Linked DNA regions of Homo sapiens: region 2 is linked to region 1. Evidence: chromatin loops called from intact Hi-C (ENCODE). Cell type or tissue: Caco-2. All regions are shown on one strand. Each heading gives the region's core, and the rest is flanking DNA. Links, peaks and the distances in the headings are about the cores only.

Evidence for each region. A loop is a pair of places that touch in the nucleus more often than their neighbours do. Peaks named below come from ENCODE experiments on the same cell type or tissue, not always from the same donor. Only the 100,000 strongest peaks of a DNase experiment are listed, where the experiment ranks them.
Region 2: it touches region 1 in a loop (7-fold over the local background); 2 of 110 quality-filtered maps call a loop at or near these places.

Annotation. Positions count from the first base shown.
Region 1 is chr13:31,582,998-31,593,433 of GRCh38, forward strand. No RefSeq gene overlaps it. Among named protein-coding and RNA genes, the nearest start is that of RXFP2, 150 kb to the right of the region's middle. In Caco-2, for the core only: no CTCF peak of the experiment used is centred there; DNase peaks (open chromatin) are centred at 5,524 and 6,104.
Region 2 is chr13:31,531,936-31,542,371 of GRCh38, forward strand. No RefSeq gene overlaps it. Among named protein-coding and RNA genes, the nearest start is that of RXFP2, 200 kb to the right of the region's middle. In Caco-2, for the core only: a CTCF peak has its summit at 6,337 (motif pointing right); a DNase peak (open chromatin) is centred at 6,887.

The sequences.
Region 1 (10,436 bases), core at 937-8,936:
GTGGCATTCTCTGTATTTCCTGAATTGGAATGTTTGGCCTGCCTTGCTAGGTTGGGGAAGTTCTCCCGGATAATATCCTGCAGAGTGTTTTCCAACTTGGTTCCATTCTCCCCATCACTTTCAGGTACACCAATCAGACGTAGATTTGGCCTCTTCACATAGTCCCATATTTCTTGAAGGCTTTGTTCGTTTCTTTTTGCTCTTTTTTCTCTAAACTTCTCTTCTTGCTTCATTTCATTCATTTGATCTTCAATCACTGATACCCTTTCTTCCAGTTGATCGAATCGGCTACTGAAGCTTGTACATTCATCATGTAGTTCTCGTGCCATGTTTTTCAGCTCCATCAGGTCATTTAAGGACTTCTATACATTGGTTTTCTAGTTAGCCATTCGTCTAATCTTTTTTCAAGGTTTTTAGCTTCTTTACGATGGGTTCGAACTTCCTCCTTTAGCTCAGAGAAGTTTGATCTTCTGAAGCCTTCTTCTCTCAACTCGTCAAAGTCATTCTCCATCCAGCTTTGTTCCGTTGCTGCTGAGGAGCTGTGTTCCTTTGGAGGGGGAAAGGCACTCTGATTTTTAGAATTTTCAGCTTTTCTGCTCTGTTTTTTCCCCATTTTTGTGGTTTTATCTACCTTTGGTCTTTGATGATGGTGACGTACAGATGGGGTTTTGGTGTGGATGTCCTTTCTGTTTGTTAGTTTTCCTTCTAACAGTCAGGACCCTCAGCTGCAGGTCTGTTGGAGTTTGCTGGAGGTCCACTCCAGACCCTGTTTGCCTGGGTATCAGCAGCAGAGGCTGCAGAACAGCGAATATTGCTGAACAGCAAATGCTGCTGCCTGATTGTTCCTCTGGAAGCTTCGTCTCAGAGGGGTACCTGGCCGTGTGAGGTGTCAGTCAGCCCCTACTAGAGGGTGCCTCCCAGTTAGGCTACTCGGGGGTCAGGGACCCACTTGAGGCGGCAGTCTGTCCATTCTCAGATCTCAAATTCCGTGCTGGAAGAACCATTGCTCACTTCAAAGCTGTCAGACAAGGACATTTAAGTCTGCAGAGGTTTCTGCTGCCTTTTGTTCGGCTATGCCCTGCCCCCAGAGGTGGAGTTTACAGAGGCAGGCAGGCCTCCTTGAGCTGCAGTGGGCTCCACCAAGTTCGAGCTTCCTGGCCACTTTGTTTACCCACTCAAGCCTCAGCAATGGCAGGCATCCCTCCCCCACCCTTGCTGCTGCCTTGCAGATCGATCTCAGACTGCTGTGCTAGCAGTGAGCAAGGCTCTGTGGGCATGGGACCCTCTGAGCCAGGTGTGGGATATAATCTCCTGGTGTGCCGTTTGCTACGACCACTGGAAAAGCTCAGTATTAGCATGGGAGTAACCCGATTTTCCAGGTGCTGTCCGTCACTGCTTCCCTTGGTTAGGAAAGGGAATTCGCTGACCCCTTGCGCTTCCCAGGTGAGGCAATGCCTTGCTCTGCTTTGGCTCAAGCTCAGTGGGCTGCACCCACTGTCCGGCCCCCACTGTCCAACAAGCCCCAGTGAGATGAACCCAGTACCTCAGTTGGAAATGCAGAAATCACCTGTCTTCTGTGTCACTCATGCTGGGAGCTATAGACTGGAGCTGTTCTATTCGGCCATCTTAGAATCCCCAGTAATTACATATTTTTTAAAACTATTTTCAGAAGTTCTATTTAAGAAAATGAAGTATTTACAGAGTACAATATGGGTCTGGATATGACTTGGTGCTTAAGAAAAGGGAAAAATATTCAGAAACTCTCAGTATCTAAGGATTTTAAAACACCATGGTTGTTCTTTTTTTTTTTTTTTTTTTTTTTTGAGACAGAGTCTCGCTCTGTCACTCAGGCTGGAGTGCAGTGGCATGATCTCAGCTCACCGTAAGCTCCACCTCCCGGCTTCATGCCATTCTCCTGCCTCAGCCTTCAGAGTAGCTGGGACTACAGGCGCCCGCCACCATGCCTGGCTAAATTTTTGTGTTTTTAGTAGAGACGGGTTTTCACCGTGTTAGCCAGGATGGTCTCGAACTCCTGACTTTGTGATCCACCTGCCTCAGCCTCCCAAAGTACAGGGATTACAGGCATGAGCCACCGCGCACGGCCCATGTTTGTTCTTTCAGGCAGACTTTCCCTGTTGCAAAGGACAGAAATTTAGTACAAAATAGCTTAAATCAAAATGGAGTTTGTTGGCTCACATCACTGGGAAGTCTGTTAACTTTAGGATCAAGCCATAGCTTGATCAGCCTGTTCCCAAGATACCCCACTGAGTCTCTCCCTTTCTCTCTTCCTCTCTGTTTTCATTTCTTAGCTCTATTAACTTCTGCTTGTTCTCATCTAAGCCAGGTTAGGCTCTCTGCCTGTGTACAATGACAGTCACAGTAGCTTGATAATCATAAGGGGTGATTATCTCAGAAATGACCTCCTTTCTGCTCCCCCAGCAGCTACATCAATCCCAAATTTAGCTCTGTTGGATCAAATGCCCACCCCTGGGGGAAATCACAGTATTAAGAGGTAGGGCTTTCAAGAGGTGATTAGGTCATGAGGACTCCTCCCTCATGAATGAGATTAAAGCCCTTGGGAATGGGACATTGCAAAGCATTCCTCTCATTCACTCTTCTGTCATATGAGGACACAGCAATCCTCCCATCAGAGATGCATCCTTCCCCAGACACCAAACCTACCAGTGCCTTGATCTTGGACTTCCAGCCTCCAGAGCTGAGAGAAATAAATTTCTGTTCTCTGTAAATTACCCAGTCTGTGGTATTCTGTTATAGCAACACAAATGAACTAAGACATAAATTGGAACAAGAGAAGTGGGGTGTTGCTATAACAAATACCTGACAATGTAGAAGCAGCTTTGGAACTAGGTCATGGGTAGAGACTGGGAGAGTTTTGAAGTGAGTGCTGGAAAATAGAGTGAGTCTGTGTTTCCATGAAGGGATCATTGAGGGCAATTCTAATGAGCACTCAGAAGAAGAGGAAAGCCATAGGGAAAGCCTCAGTCTTTCCAGAAATTATCTAAGTGGTTGTGAACAGAATGTTGGTAGAAATATGGACAGTGAAGACATTTCTGATGAGGTCTCAGGTAGAAATGAGGAAAAAGGTTTTGGAAACTGGATGAAAGGCCATCCTTGTTACAAAGCAACAGAGAATTACGTCCATGACCTAGGACTTTGTGAAAGGCAGAACATAAGAGGGACGAACTAGGATATCTGCAAGAAGAAATCTCTCAACAGCCAAGTAGTGAGGGGGCTGTGTGGTTTCTCTTGATTGCTGATAGTAAAATGTGAGAAGAGATAAATGATTTAGAGGTGAAAATTGTAATTCAAAGAGAAGCAGGATATAAAGATTTGGAAATTTTGCAGCCTGGCCATGTAAAAAGAATAAAGAAGCGTGTTTAGTAGAAAAAACAGAGTGTGTAAAGAGACCATTTGTTAAGAAGATTAGTATGGCTAGAAGGAAGCCAGGTGCTTATTCATCAAGATAATGAGAGAATAACACAGAGAGGCTGTCCTTCCCTTCACAGTCCCAGAGTGACAGGACCTCAAGGCCAAAACAATTTAAAGGGTAATTTACAGAGAACAGAAATTTATTTCTCTCAGCTCTGGAGGCTGGAAGTCCAAGATCAAGGCACAGGTAGGTTTGGTGTCTGGGGAAGGATGCATCTCTGATGGGAGGATTGCTGTGTCCTCATATGACAGAAGAGTGAATGAGAGGAATGCTTTGCGATGTCCCATTCCCAAGGGCTTTAATCTCATTCACCAGGGAGGAGTCCTCATGACCTAATCACCTCTTGAAAGCCCTACCTCTTGAGGCTTGCTGCTCAGGCTCAGAGCAGTCTTGGCTGCCCCAGCTGTGGCACAGATAGGTGAAGGTGTGACTTGGGCCATCACTCTAGAAGGTATAAGTGATGAGTGTTGGTGGTGTCCACATGGTACTAACTTCACAGGCTTGTAGGGTAGAGGTGCTTTAGAGGTATGGCTTCCTCCACCTAGATTTCAAAGGATGTTGACAGCCTCAGGGCTCAGGCAGAGACTTGCCTCAGGAGCGGGCCACTGCAGAAAGACCCCTACTAAGGCAATGCTTAGTGGAACCATAGGGGCAGGGTCACCCCCAACACCCCATAAGTGTATGTAGAGCTACCAGCATGCGATACCAGCTTGGGATTGCTGCAGGCACCTGACTCCAACCAGTGAGAGCTGCTGCGTGGGCTGTGCCCAGCAAAGCTGTGAGGGGGCTGTGAGGGCTGTCTAAGGCCTTAAGGGCCCAACCTCTGCCCCAGTGTGTCTGGAAGGCAGTAAAAGTATTGTTCTTGAAACTGAAGATTTAATGTTGTTCGCCCTGTTGGGTTTTGAACTTACTTGGAGTCTGTTACTCCTGTCTTCTTTCCTGTTGCTCCATTTTGGAATGGAATGTCTATCCTATGCCTTACCACTGTATTTTGGAAACAAATCACTTGTTTTATTTCCCAGGCTCATAGCTGGAGTGAAATTCACCTCAGGATAAATTGTGCCTGGAATCTCACTGATATCTGATTTAGATTAGACTTTGGACTCAGACTGTAAAGTTGATGTTGGAATGAGTTAAGACTTTTGGGGGCTACTGGGATAGAAAGAATGCATTTTGTATATAAGAAGGATATAAATTTGGGGGGCTGGGGCAGAATGCTATTGTTTGAATATGTCTCTTCCAAAATTCTGATGTTGTCCATGTGTTGGTATTAAGAGGTGTGGCTTTAAGACATGATTTGTTCAAGAGGGCTCTGCCCTCATCAGTGGAACTAAGGCCTTACAAACAAGGCTGCATGCTGTTCATCTCCTGCTTGCTCTCTTCTGCTCTGCTGCTATGTGAAGACAGATCCCCTCCCCTTCTGAGGATGCAGCCTTCCCCCAGACAACGGAATCTGTCAGTACCTTGATTTGAGGCTTCCCAGCATCCAGCACTGGGAGAAACATTAGATTGGTGCCAAAATAATTGTGGTTTTTGCCATTACTTGTAACAAATTTCTGTTCTTTATAAATTACCCAGTCTGTGGTACTGTGTTATAGCATCACAAACAAACTAAGACAGAGCCCTTATAGATGGCCCTCTAGAATCACAGAAGATAGGGCAGGGACAGCTACGCTATGGAATGAGAGCAAGGAAAACAAAAAAGTAACCCACGTGCACCAAAGACCTAGTCCAAGTGAGACAGGAGTGGGACACAGCTCCTCCTTCAGATATTTTTTTCTTTTTTTTTTTCCTCTCTCCACAAAACCCAGACTACTACCTCGCTGATGCTGTACCCACTAACCCCAAGGGTTTAGTCATACAAAGAAAATAGCCATTTTTCTTTGCTCTCATAATGTTTAACCATGCCTTTTACTTAAAGAATTCCAGGAACTGTCCTTCGGAGATCCACAATATTGAACCAAGGTTGTGGAGTGTTCCACCTTGGGAAGGAATGTTGGACAATTGATTTACAGCCTTGTTGCCACCTGCCAGACTACCAGGTTGCCCTTTACTCAAGATAACCATGGCAACCAGAAGTGCTGACCTGCATACCCTACAGCTCCCATGCTTTACGCAGCCTGCAAACCCCACCCCTGATGTCAATTCCTACTCTTCACCTAATAAAAATTCCCTACTGGGGCTGTTTTCAGAGAGCTAGCTAGAAAATCCTTATACCTCAGCTGTTTCCCTTGCACAAGCCCCAGAATAGAGCCTCATCGAGGAAACATGCTTGGCTTGTGTTGATTTCTATTACCTGGGGAATCTAAGAGCCCATAGTCTGTAACACAGGTACTCTATACTATCTGGGGTGGTCATCTAGTCTAAATTTAAATGCATCAGAATTAGGGAACTTTATTATATGCTGCCGCTACTACTACTGGTATCAATAGCAACCATTTTTTGGACACTTAGAAGCTGACAGGCATTGGATGGATGTAGTCCTATGTCATGTACTCCACAGGCCACCCTCAAGCTACCAGGCCCAAAGCCAGCAGCTCCACTGCCACCTGTTTCAGCAAAATGGGATCCCCAGCAGAGCTCGTTTCCCAGAAGACTCATTTCTGAAAGGAATACAGCACAAGGCTCCTGATTGTCAGCACCTGGCTCCATTCTTTACCTCCTCCTGGCAAGGGACTGGGACTTTGAGTTTGGACTTCAGCACTAGGCAGACAGGACAACAGTGATAGGCACCAAGAATGACAAATGTCCACTTGTCTTTCTAATACCTACACATAATCTTCTTATGTGCTTAAACTTTCAAGTAAAAAATCCCTCAATGGAACTGAATAAATTAAAACTCACTCTATCCCAAAAGGAAACCACTCAAGAGTTTCTCTTTTTTTGCATACAGCACTGAATTCAGGAATTTGGGGCCAAGTTTTTGTTTTTTGTTTTTTTTTAACCAAGTTTTCTTCCAATCCCATATTGGTCTTCTGCTGCCTCTGGACTAAATCTGTGAAGGTCACCATCACAACACATTCTGTATACACTAGGGGAATGGAAGAGATAAAAATAAATTATTATGAAAGTATTATCATTACATGATACGACAAGAAAATATGGGTACATGCCATGGTTCTCATTTCGGTGACTGATTGTTTATAGTTTTTATCAGTTCTTTTCTTCAGTAACTCTTTCATCTTCCCTTGGCCCATGGCTGGTACCTTGACCTGCTTCAGTTGGTTGCTCAGTGGATGGCTCTAAAAGATATTCCTGAGGCATCTGGGTCCTTGGTAGTCCTTTCTGTATGAGGTGCTATAGTTTTTGTTTGTTTGGTTTTTTTTTTCCAAAATTGAGGTGTTTATCTCTTTAACCCAAGCAGAAAAATGCATAACCCAGACTTCCTAAAAACACAGAACAACGAAATGGAACAGGATTGAAATTACCCTATTCCCAGGCTATGTGAGTTAAAATCAGAAGATCTGATTGAAGACAAATGTTCAAGTCACAGAAGAAAGATATTCTACCAGTGGTTACCTGGGCCTGTTTTGAGCTTTTGGTTCATATGGTTTTGGGGAAGTTCTCCAGTCATCTCTCCATCTTATGTTATTCATTAACAAAGAAACTATTTATATATTTACCAAGGCATCTCTTTATCTATTCTGAGACAAAGAAATCAAAATTTTTTTCAAACGTTGTCTTTTGAGGTAAATTAATAAGCAACCATGAAATAACAAAAAACAAAGTGAAGCTCTTTTGGTCATTTTTCCACCTTTGTTGTGTGTTTAAATTAAGTTTTCCAAAAATCTGCTAACGGAGAAATTACTGTCTGGGTCTGCTGAAACTTTACCTATGTCCACAGTCTCAACCAGGAACAATTTGACCACAAAAATGTACTTCCTTTTATCAATAAGTTGATAAAAATGTCAATTATGTCATCCAATATAAATCATAAAATATATAACAAAAATATAAAATTTTTAAGTGCTGGGAAAGAACTGAGAATGAAAAGGAATGAATGGAAATATGCAATACTTCAACCAGACCCTATTTCTTAATCATTAAAACTCTTTTTCTATTTTACTTCGACATAGTGAATTTCAACAGGAACTGAAAAAACAGGAATATGGTGCTAGTTCATTCTGATTTAAAGTTTGAACTCTATTTCAGAATTCTCATATCAAGGAGTTCTGAACATTTCGCCAATTATTTTCAGAAGGAAATGTGAAAGAGCAATATATCAGAACTCAAAATGAAAAGTATATAACTTCATAATCCCTCTTCTGAAACCTTGGAGTCAGAGGTGCTTCAATGTTCAGAATATTTCTGCAGCGTCCTAAGGCAGCTTCAGTAATTAAATACATTAATATCTCTGTGTAGAAATATATGATTATTTACATACAGTGGGACGAATAAAGACTAATCATAGCCCCATGTCAGTTAAGGTCAAGTTTCATGGCCAAATGAGTTCAGGTCAGAGCAAGTTTTGTGGCCAAGTGACTTATGAAAATATTTTCAACTTTCAGAGCTATTTTACTTCCTGTAAATACAGATTAAAAAAATCAGGACCTTCCTACACTGAAAGGAACTTTGTTTTTAAAGGGCTTTACATTGTTGTCCAGCGATTTTTCATTAAGGCTTTTATACAGAACTCAAATGATTGTAAAATGCTATAATTAACTCTCATCAAAAACAAAAACAAAAAACCCTTTAATCTTTAAGGCCACCTACACTGTGCAAATAATGTACAGAAAATTAGAGAAAACCACAACTTATGTCTTTTTTCAGTATATCAAAATCTGTATAACACCAATGTGGTTCTTCTGAGATTCTGACAACTTACAATTCAAAAAGGAGTTATGGCTGCAAAAAAGTGTGAAATTCTGTGTGATTGTATCTTCTGGGGGAGCAGCTGTGAAGTACATCTTTCCCTCTCTTTAATTCTAACCTGCAAATTAAGAAATAAGTTTTTTCAGTAGCAGGATATTAAAATATTCTAGCTGATTCATATCGTATTTATAATTTATATATTCATAATATATTTTAATAAAATATATCAATATTTTAAATGTTATAATTTATGTATAATTATATCATGACTTATTTGTAATAAAGTATGATTTGATTATATTTAACATTTATATAATTTTATATTTATAATTTATTTTTCATAGTTCTAATATTTGAATTTATAATAAGTATTTATAATTTGTTTTATAATATTTATAAATTCCCCTCCTGATGATTATATACTTACCACTATTCACACCCCTCCCCTTTGAAATAACTACGAAAAGTCTCCTGCTTCTCCTCCCCCCTTTGAAGCAGAAACAATGACTGCCAGAAAAGTTCCATATAGGAAATTAAAAAAACATCAATCAGTTTCACAGACAGCAACTGAAAGATCTAAAGAAAAGCCCTTACTTAAAGGTATATGCTCTCCTTTCAGCACAATTCAGCTCTTCCATTGGGGAACTTAATAAAATACTGTACATATGAAGAAAAAAGCACACCTCTTGGCAGTAAAACTTTGGCAACTGCTTCGAAACAATCCTGTTGAAATGAGGTGGGGCTACTTTGAGAGTTTTTCTGAAGCTCCAATATCCTGACGACCCATCAGCATGACACTGAGCTAGAAGTGAGGGCAAAAGAAGCTGAGATTTTCTTTGAAATAAACAAACGTTCAAATCTCTAATTGAAAACTTGGAACATGATTTTGGGAAAGCAAATGTGTCAGTGTATGAGACTTTAAAATATTTAAACCCCTTGGCTGAAAATTAGAAATGGAAAATAGCCAGGTGCAGTGGCTCACGCCTGTAATCCCAGCACTGTGGGAGTCCAAGGCAGGCGGATCACCTGAGGTCAGGAGTTTTAGACTAGCCTGGCTAACGTGGTGAAACCCTGTCTCTACTGAAAATACAAAAATTAGCTGGGCATGGTGGTGTGCACCTGTAATCCCAGCTACTAGGGAAGCTGAGGCAGGAGAATTGCTTAAACCTGGGAGGTGGAGCTTGCAGTGAGCCGAGATCGCACTACTGCACTCCAGTCTGGACAACGGAGCGAGACTCCGTTTCAAAAAAAAAAAAAAAAAAAAAAGGAATGGAAAATATAAGCAAAGATAAACAAGATTAAACAGCCCAAATGTGTAACACAAGGAGAAGGCTTCTAAAATCATTGTATTCATACCAGGGAATATAATGTAGCCACTAAGCCATCCACAAAAAAATAAAATTATGTGAAAAAATGTTCAAAGTGTTAAGCAGAAAAAGTAGTCTCCAAAATCTAGTACAGTCTTCATGTTCCCTCACTACTGGATCATTCCTGTGAGTAAACACACCTGCTTTATTATTTCCCAACTTGAAAGAAAAATTCCTTAACCCAAACATCCACCTCCTGAATTAAACTGGAGTAGTTTCTCCCATTTACTGTAAATTTTCTTGATACAGTTGTCCATACTTGGTTTGCTTCCTGAACTGATTTCTTGTCTTCTTTTTTTTTTTAGAGACAGTGCCTCACTCCGTCGCTCAGGCTGGCATGCAGTGGCACAATTATGGCTCAATGCAGCCTGGAACTCCCAGGCTCAAGCGATCCTTCCATCTCCCAAGTAGCTTGAACAATACCTGTGTGCCACCAAGCCCAGCTGCATTTTTTACTTTTTCTAGAGATGGGGTCTCACTGTGTTGTCCAGGCTGGTCTCAAACTACTGACCTCAAGCTATCCTCCTGCCCCAGCCTCCCAAAGTGCTGGGATTACTGGTGTGAGCCACTGCACCCAGCCCTCCTGCACGGACTTCGATTAAAATTTTGCCCTCACTATCCTACCAAAATCCATGACCCCTAAGTAGTCAAACCCACTGATCAATTCTCAAACCTCATATGATGCAACCCACCAGCTGTATTTGATACAAGTGACCTCCTCTTTGGCTCACATTTTCTTCTGGACTTCTAGAGCACAGCTTTGTGTCAGTTCATCTATTTGACTGGTCAAGTCTTCTCACTCCCCT
Region 2 (10,436 bases), core at 1,554-9,553, 50 kb before region 1:
TAACACAGATGTTTAAAAAAATATCTAAACCAGAACCTTAATCCCCCCTCCTGAACCTTAGAATATTTGAACTCCAAGATCCCCCTCTCCATCTTTCAGGTGATTGTTGTCTAGTATTTCACATGTACCTTCTAAAGCAGTTATTATCACAGAGAATTATTAGTATTTATAGTCAGTATTTACTCTGAATTTTTAATAAATTTGTAATTTTTTGGCTAAATGTTTTCTCTTTACATGTTTTTCAATATTCTTCTCCTTCATATGTAGGAAGAATTTTCAGTAAATATCTGTGAGTAGTAAACCCTTTCAATATTTTAACATTCCAGAATATCTTTACTTTGTCTTTATTGCTGGAGTAATATTTAGTTGCTTATACAATTTTAGGTTGACCTTTTTCCTCAGCATTTGAAAATGTTATTTTATCATTCTGATAACTGCTACTGTTTTAGATAACTGCTACTGTTTGAAATTGTAATTGTAATTTCATGGAGGGTGATCTCTGTTTTGCTCTGTAGCAGCCTCTTAGATTTTGTCTTTGTCTTTCTTGTTTTGTAGTCTCACTCCTAAGTATTCATCCTGCTTAAGGTGCTACTTTTATAAGACTCCTGTCTTTTTTCAAATCTGGAAAAAATTCAGCAATTTTCTCTTCAAATATTGCTTTTCCCAATTCTCCGCATTCTCCCCTTGTGAAAATCTTACAGGATATATGTTGGATCTTTTTATTTTGATCCTCTGTGTCTCTTCACTTTGCTTTCTTTTCTCCTCTGTGCTCCAGTTTGGTCGTTGTACTTATCCACTTGTATTAGTCTACAGGGTTATTTTCATATCAAAATACTACAGACTGGGTGGTTTAAACAACAGAAATTTATTTCTCAAAGTTCTGTTAGCTCAAAGTCCAAAATCAAGGTGTGGGCATGTTTTGTTGTGAAACTGCCTTCACAAAATTATGACAGTAAGAGAAATTTGATATAGCTGACTCCATTTTGTTTCTGACCTCCAAGTTCTCCTTGGTCATTCCTGAACTTATGCCAAGCTTCATCTGGGAGAAATGTAGTTTATAGTTTAACCCTAAAAGAAAGATAATAGCCCTTCCCAAAACTAAATTAGTTTTGTAAAACTAAATTTAGTAAAAAATCAAATTTACTAAATTTCGTAAAACTAAAGTTATGAGATTTGTAACTTCCCTGATTACTCCTGTAGATAACATCATTATTGTAGAACCTAAAATTGGCCTTTTGAGATTTTTTTTCAGACTTTTGCATTTCTGATGACTGATGGCTCCACTGGCCCCATGACTCATGACTCAACTGGTCCTGTGGCCCCCACCCAGAGGCAGACTCAGATTGGAGGACTGTTTTCCACACTCCTATGATTTCATCCCCAGCCAGTCAACATTCCCCATTCCCTAACCCCCTTGTCAACCAACTGTCTTTGAAAAACCCTAATCTCCAAGTCTTTGGAGAGACTGATTTGAGTAATAACTTCATCTCCTGCATGAAATGGCAGCCTCGTATCAATTAAACTTTTCTTTTAGTACACTACCATGATCTCAGTGAACTGGTTTTGTCGGTGCAGTGGGCAGAAAGAATCTATCAGGCTATTATAGTTTCTTATGAGGCCTCTTTCCCTGGTGTGCAGATGGCCACCTTCTTGCTGTGCCCTCTGTGCGCATGGACACACGGCCTTTCCTTTGTGTGAACACATCCCTAGTGTCTCTTTGTGTGTCCAAATTTTCTTTTCTTTTAAGGGCACCAGTTACACCGCACAAGGGTCCACGCTTCTTTAAGGACCCTGTCTCTAAATACAGTCACATTCTAAACTACTGGGGGTTAGGGCTTCAATTCACCCTTTAACACTATTAATTCACTACTTCTCACTGTCCCTAAATCTATTTTTCTATTCTTTGAGTTATTAAATTTCAGTGACCATAGATTCAATTTCAAGAATATCTTTTGTTCTTGCAAAGATTTGTTCTTTCCCTCCCCCAACATCTTGAATATCTTTTTGCATTTCTTTCTTTCTTTAAACATTTTAGACGTGTTTATTTTAAATCCTCTTTGAGGTGGTCTTGTTATCTTCAGTTCCTGGGAAGGCACATCTTCCAATGAAGTCTCTTTTCCTCTCTTCTTTTGTTTACTTATGTCACTATTACAATTTTTATTACTATTATTTTTTACTATGAGCTCCTTGTCATTGGATTGTCTTCTGTGGGGATCTCCTGGGTGTTGGTTACGACTTTAATCTTCAGAGTAGTTTTATGTTTGCCCACGTTGGGAGCACACTGGGCTTCCACAGTGTCAGACCGCTTTTCTATTACATTCTTAACTTGGTGTTCCTCCACCATGCAAATATCAAGAATTCAGACTTCACACATGTGCATGGTACAAGAGGAGGGCTCAGATTTCTCATGAGTGGCTCTTTTCCCCCATATTTCTTAGGGGAAAACAACTGGAGTTTCCTTTGTGACTTGTCTCCAGGCACTCAAGCTAGAACCAGAACTCCCTCCCGATCAGCCTTCTTTCCCTATGTGTTAGGTCCAATAGAAGGATCACCCCTTGGCTTCAGCATTCACTCACTATGGTGACTTGGAGTTTTCTCTTCATTTTTTGGTTTTAAGCTGAACTGTTTTAAATACTTCTTTGTTATATTCAGCATGTCTATGTTTTAGAGGTTAAAGAGGGGTTTTTTTCCCCCTTCCCTGCTAATGCTTAGTCAATTTTATTGACCCCAAAGACCTGAAGCACTGGATCATTGTCAGTGTCATCCGTAATGATGTTTGCTTCATTTAATATAAAATGCAAAAATTCTGCCACTGGCTATAGATGAGTGACATAGGACTATTCCTTCTATTTAATCGGCTCTGCTGCTGCCTCTCCTGTGAATTGTGTCTACATTCACCTTGGTTGGAGAGCCTTCCTCCTTATGTTTCTTTTGGTAGGAGAATGATTTTCCTTTTTAATCTATGCTAGGGTGGATCCACCACTGGGCCAGAGCACAAATATGGGCTATTTTCCCTACTCATCTTCCTTCTGGCGGAAATTCAGAATTTTTAACCCATAATCCTTTCACATCCAGTGTTGGGTGGATTATACTTTGACCCACATTATCTCATATGACCCTCTTAAAATCCAGTGTAGCTATTATTATCTTAATTTTATAGATAGAGAAATTGGTGTGCAGGGGATAATTACTTATCCAAGATTAGTAACTAATGAAACTGATGATGACACCCTTTCCTCCATGGAGGAGGAACTTCACAAGGAAACGTGGCCCAAATGGAGTTTACTGATTCATTTCCTCATGAGTGACATGAGTAGAACCTCAGGGCTCCTCTCAGCCTAAGAACCTGTATTTGTAAGCTCACCAAGAAAACCTCTGCAGGACCATGCCCTTTACTGTGCATATCTGAAACAACATCAAAATTCCTTGGAGGTGATTATGATAATAGATACAAGAATAATTCTGAGAAATGCATTCATTTGCTCTCTGAAAAGCTGTGTGTTGTAGTTTTAACCTTCTTGGAATTATTGTCTGAAATTTCTGGGACATAATTTTTGGCACCAATTGCTACAGAATCAGAACAAATGGCTTTGTAGACTCAATATGTTTACATGATAATGTGTTAATTTGATAATTTTATATCATGGAATATTGCTTATTTTCATCTTCAGAAATGCAATTGGTATACTGATGTAAAATTCATAAAATTCAGAAGATTGCTTTGGCTCTGGTCTTCGTAATAGAAGTTTTGTGATGCCTTAAAAAAATGTATTAATGTTTTGCCTTGAGGCCCTTGGCTTTCTTTATCATCTCTGTCTCTTCTACCCCTGCAATAAGTGATTCCCTAAAAGCATCCCTATGTTTTGTGCTATCTTGTTTTGTCCTGTAGAATTAATAAAAAAGGAGCTGTTGGCAGCTTTTGTGGGCAACTCCTCATGTCTTTTTGGGGTCCCCAGGTGCCTGATGAAGCCACCCCTGTGTCTTTTGCTTCGTTACCTTCTACATGAAAAAGGGAATTAAAAGTCATTTCCACCTGCCCTGCATTTGCCTTGTGGCTTCAAGAATATGAAAACTAATCAAAAGTGGAAATTGCAGCTTTTTATAACATCTCGCAGCAGGGGCCTTTTCTTTAAAAAGGCAGAAAAAAGAAAATGGAACAGAAGAATTGACAGTTAAACTCATAGGGCCCCAAAACCTTCAAAGTTTCATCTCTAGGGTCTTCTGAAAAGAAAAAGCCTGTGCTCTGGAGGTTTTTACCTCCAGGACTTAATGTACGAAGATGCTTTTGACACTTCAAAGGGGTTTGATGTTTCACAGTTATGGGCAGATTTCCTCAAAGTTGCATTTTGCCTGATATGCTGTTCAATGTTGTTCTTCACATGGGCGATTTCAGCAAGAGCTACATTCTAACCTCTCTTAGATCTTGAAAATCACTCATCCTGCTATTCTAGGAAATCTAATCTATCAACAGCTGAAAACTTCACCTAAACACCACGGACTGGGTGAAGAAAGGAAACAGATGATGATTTTTAATTACTGCCTTGAGTCAGGTGCCCAGAAACGTCTCCCCACTCACTGTCCTGCAAATGGTTTTTAGGGTGTAAGGAGAGCTATGCATATTTTGGTTAGTAAGAGTAAATCTGTGTGTGTGTGTATGTGTGTGTGTGTGTGTGTGTGTGTGTGTGTGTGTGTGTTTTGATGTACTCCCTGATTCCTTCTGTGAGCTTCAATTTCATTTTGTCAGCTCCAGGATATCTGTTCTCAAGAAAGGAAATTTGAGACACCTGAATTTTGCTGTGTTTATTGCTGTTAATCTTTAGTGCCTCTCCCCTCCAAGTATTTACTGAAAACATTGTGTAACTTATTTGGAAGAATGTCGATACCTGTATAACATTGCTCAGAGAACTTTTAAAAATCCACCAGAGAAAACATCTGACACACAAAAAATATCTTAAGTCTCATTCACACACACACAAACACACACACATACGCACACACACAAATTCCTTGAAAGAAACTCAGAAAACCACGGAAAAAGAAATAAGATTTTGGATGTTGCTGGAGACAAACTGCATCAGAGAGATTAATTTTAAAAGCATTTTATGGTTTTCACACAGCTTAGCATGGAAGAAGTGACCAGGTCAAGAATGGTCTTCATTTTTAGTAAATTAGGCAGGATGCTCTGAAGCAGTGGCTTGCTCTGATTCTCTAATTGTCTTTCTAAGCATTGGTTTTATGAAATCTTACTGCCCATCCTGCTGACAGCATAGCACACAGGGCAGAATTCAAGCTCAGTGTGGATGTGTCCAGCTTCAGGTCAGTGAATCAGTGGCAGGGTCACATCCTGAGTTTACAACCTTTAAATTATGGTCTCCCTGCTCTACAGCCAGGGAGCTCGGTTTTGCTATTTCAGGATACAAGCTATTGATTTGTGAGGCAATACTTCAACAATTAATCAAGAAATAATTATTCATGGAGCATCTTTAATTTGTTGTATATTCCCTGGGACTGATTGGGAGTACCCTTTATCTGTCCTTGCATAGCTGATGCTAATCTGGTTGGGGAGAAGCTTTGTTTAATATGTATTAGACACTAAGCAATGAGCAAGCTATGCCAGTCAATACTATCAATGTAATTAATGTTGTTAATATGCAACTTTTTTTGGGGCTCACATGAGAGTAAGATCTATGAGGGCAGAAACTATATAGGAAGGCTTCCATCAGAAAGGCGATTAAATGAGCCACAGGGAAAAGGAGATGCATTATTGGCTGGAGTGGGGTGGTAGAACATAGAATAGAATAGCCTACTTAGGAAAAATCATATCTGAATAGAAGTGTAGGTTCATCCTATACCTCCACCCTCATGTTCCTGCATAAATCGCCACATAGTCTAAGCTTCAGCTAGGAGCTTAGACCACTTTTGACCATTTATTATTATCTTTATTCATTTTTATTCATGTTTTCATTCAATGAAATGAATATTTATGGAATGCCTGCCTAGTGTTAATACTTTACCAGTCACTGAGGGCTCAAGGGTGAGTAAGTGGCCATGGTTGCATGCTGGTTATGAGCATGGATTTTGGAGTCAAATAGACTTGACTAAGGGCTGTCTCTGATAACTACCAGCTGAACAAATTATTTAAATTCTCAAAGCATCATTTTTGTCATTAGCAAATAAGAATACCTCACAAGGTTGTTTATAACTAGAATTTTGCCTGGCCTTCCTCCTTATCAGTTTTTCTCTATAGAATAATTGCTTCCTCTTTCCTGAAGTTTTGGGATGTTTCCGAAAGTGGAAGCTGTTTGATATGTGTCCTCCAGAGGGCAGTCCCCTGCAGATACTCTCCCAGATTCTCAGGACTTTCCTGACTTCTAGCCATCCTATAGACCGGTGTTGAGCTCTTCCTTTGATTCTGTGAATTATTACACATCTGTGTGTATGATATGATCATGGTCCTGTGCTTTAGAAACATCTCTCTGATGTGGAAGAAATGAAGCCGGGTATTTTGCCCAATTAGAGCTGCCTAGACTAGCTATAATCTCTCTAATAGTGATATCCATATGCAGACAGAGACAGATTGAGTAGTCAAAAATGCTTTAGCTAAACCAATAACTCACTCAGCATTTATAGGTTGAAATTAATTATAGGAGAAATTGGTTCCTGTCTTTTTATAACTTAAGTGGAAAAATATAATCTTCTATAACAAATGTTATAGCGTAAGTGGTTGGACTATTCAACCCTATAACTCAGCAGTTATATACCTTGGAAGGTCTATTTTTTATCACCTTAAATACTAGTAAACACAGACGCTTTATAAAGTGATAACCAGGAGAAGATGCTGTACATTTGTAATCTTTAGAACTCAGCCCCACTTGGCTGGCTGCCAACAATGCTTCCAACTTATTGTGTTTTCATGGCCACAGGAATGTAAACATTCCATAACCTCTTCTTCCTTGTCATTCCTAGAAGAGCAATTTGAAGGCAGTATTAATAATGCTTCACGTATATATCCCCACAGGGTTACTTTCTCTTTCTTTGCAAGTCCTCATGCTAAATACTGTCATAACTCACTAATCTATAACCAAGGTCAGTAAAGATTTAAAGAGGATCCTCTTTGATTCTACATTGGACATTCTATAGAGAATCAACTGAAAACAAGATTGGAGACATTCTGGAGATGACAGTCATCTGAATATGAATAATGGAAATGGGAATGTGTTAAGAAGTACTTACATGATGGACTCAATGAAACTTGGTGACTTATTGGGGGAAAGCATTGAGGGAAAATTAGGAAAGAATGAGACCAGGGATAACACCTAGGTTTCTATCTTAGGTAACTCTGGATGATGGTGACATTATATGAATCGGAGCACAGGTGGGGGAACGTATTGGGGGGTAAGATGATGCAATTCTGTGTGGGCATGCTGCATTTGAGGGCTTGTTAACTGTGTAGTGTATCGAATATTCTGGTTTCTTCCTCCTGGATCCCCTCTCTGCCTGATGAATGCAGGAGTGACCATGTGGACCTTCCAGGCACAAGGCTTAAGAGCCAGATGTTTTCCATACAATCTCGGTCTCAGACGAAAAACAACGTAGAGTCTCAACTGATTTGAGATGAGTATGTAGTGTAAGCAAGGCATAAACCTATTTTTTACCATAAGCTGCTGGAATTTGGGATCATTTATTTCCTCAGCTCAATGTAGCTGATATTTACTGTCACAACATCTAAGTTACGTCTGTGGAAAAGGCACCAACTCTCAGAAGAGACATCAGGACTGAAGACACAGATTTGGAAATCTTCCTTGTTTAGATGGTAGCCATACTTACTACAGGGGGTGCTATTTTCTAGAGAGATTACAGATAGATTAATAAGAGAAGGGAGTCTATATCAGTGAAGGTCAAACCAAGCCAGAAATAAAGAAACCACATTGGGTATTTAAAACAAAGATAATTTAATACAAGGAATTTTGTGCATAAGTAATGAAAGAGCTGAAAAGCTAAACTATGACACAGAGATACCATCCGGAGATTAGCAATAGCAGCAAGTCACCACCACCCCTGGCCAGAAGGACAAAGAGAGGAGGGGGTATGACCAGAGACCCGAGTTCAAGGTCTTTGGCAGAAGGTGGGACCACAGCAGGCCTGTTACTGAGAACTGGAGCCACAGAGTAACACAGCTACTGCTGGAGACACCAGAGGAGACAGACACGGGGGGAGTTAGCCTCCCTGTGATATAGAGAATCACTTACATTTTAGACTTGATCTTCCCTGCTACAATTATGTAGCAGTAATCTGATTCCCCCTTGGAAACTAACCTCATTCACCTGAGCCAGTAAAGCAACCTCCTGTCTGTCTATTGGTTCAAGAACGTGAGGAGCTCAAATAGCCAAGTGACAGTCTCATTTCCAGCTTACTGGGATCCTTGTTGTGTCACTTGGTAGAAACACTCCTTCCTTGGCTTCAGGGAGAGGAAGCAAAAATTCTACAAGTGTGCTATGAAGTATAAACAGCACCCATGCCCAGTTCCACCACGTGGACCCAGAATGCATGCATTGTTGCTATGGGAGAAATAGCATCATATGTTGATGATTCATTCAAAGCATACACTGAGGCCATAACTGAATCTTCAGTGGATCTGAGTTGACATTAATTTAATCCTTAGGGACATAAAATGTCACAGTAATGTTTGAGTGTCAAAAACACCTAGGGTTAGGCAGCAGTTCTGCCACTTACTAACTCAGGCACTTCACTTAACTCTTCTGAAACTTATTTTACTTTTGCATTAAATAAAAAAATTTAAAATGCCAACAGGATATTACTTGGGCCAATACATGAATGTTGAAAACACCCAAGAAAATGACAAATCATGAGGAGGAGAGAAAGACTTTATCAACAACAGCAGGTGGAGAAAAGTTTAGACAAAGAACATGAGCCTCAGAGGTGCAGGAACTTTACCTTTGTGACTTTGTTAATGTCACTTTGTTTATTTCTTCTGCTGGATGTTTTAGCTGTCATGTAGAATCCTGCTCATCTTTCAAAGATCAGCTCAAATGCCACTTCCTCCATGAAGCTTTGCTTAATGGGAGTTATCATCAACAGCAGCTCATAAAATATTTACTGAGGTCTTGCTATGAGTAGGGGTCTGTGCTAAAATATAATGAGGTCGAGATGTCAAGTCAAGTGAAAGAAACCAGTCTGAAAAAGCTGCATACTGTGTGATTCCAACTATAGGACATTCTGGAAAAAGCAAAACTATAGAGACTAAAAATACCAGTGGTTTCCAAGGATTTGGGAAAAGAGAGGCAGGATTGAAATGGTAAAACAGAGGGTGTATTTAGGGCAGTGAAACAATTCTATATGATACTATAATGGGGGATACCTGACATTATACATTGATCAAAACCCACAGAACTGTATGACACAAAGAGTGAACCCCCATAAACAACTGGCCTTAGTTAATAATAATGTATCAATATTGGTTCATCAATTGTGACAAATGTACCACACTAATGCAAGATGTTAAGAATAGGAGAAAGTGTTGGGCTGGGGGAAAGGGGTATATGGCAGCTCTCTGTACTTCCTGGTAAATTTTCTTGTAAACCTGAAACTGCTCTGAAAAAATCAGGTCTATCAATTTAAAAATGATATAATGGAGTCTTCTGTCTATTGCTTTAAAATTGTAAATCTTTCTGGAGAAGAAGGTGTCCACAAAATAATTTCCATGAGAGTGTATGCTATATGAGCGTGAACGCATAGATGGTAATGACAAAAATGTTCAGATAAGTATTCTCTAAGGACTGAGGCAAGGCATTGATGGGAGGGGAGAGCTTGGGTAAGAAGAAAAGAATTACAAGGGCGTTCTGAACCAGGCAGGCCATCTGATTAAAAGTGGAGAAAATGGTAATAGTCATGCTTTCCTCAGGGATACATTCTGAGAAATGACTCGTTAGTAGATTTCATCATTATGTGAACATCATAGAATGTCTTCACACAAGCGTAGATGGAATAACCTACTACACACCTGGGCTATATGGCACAGCCTGTTGCACCTAGGCTACAAACCTGCACAGCCGGTTACTGCACTGAATTCTGTAGGCAACTGTAACACAATGGTAAGTATTTGTGCATCTAAACATATCACATAGAAAAGGTACAGTAAAAATATGGTATTATAAGATTATGTGACCACTGTTATATATGTAGTCCATCATTGACTAAAATATTATTATGTGGCACATGACTGTATGTGCGAAGCCTCCTGCTAACTGTAGAGGAACTTTTAAGTGTTTTTTTGAGACAGAGTTTCGCTCTTGTTGCCCAGGCTGGAATGCAATAGCACCATTTTGGATCACTGCAATGTCTGCCTCCTGGGTTCAAGCGATTCTCCTGGCTTTTTTTTTTTTTTTTTTTTTGAGATGAAGTCTCAGTCTGTCACC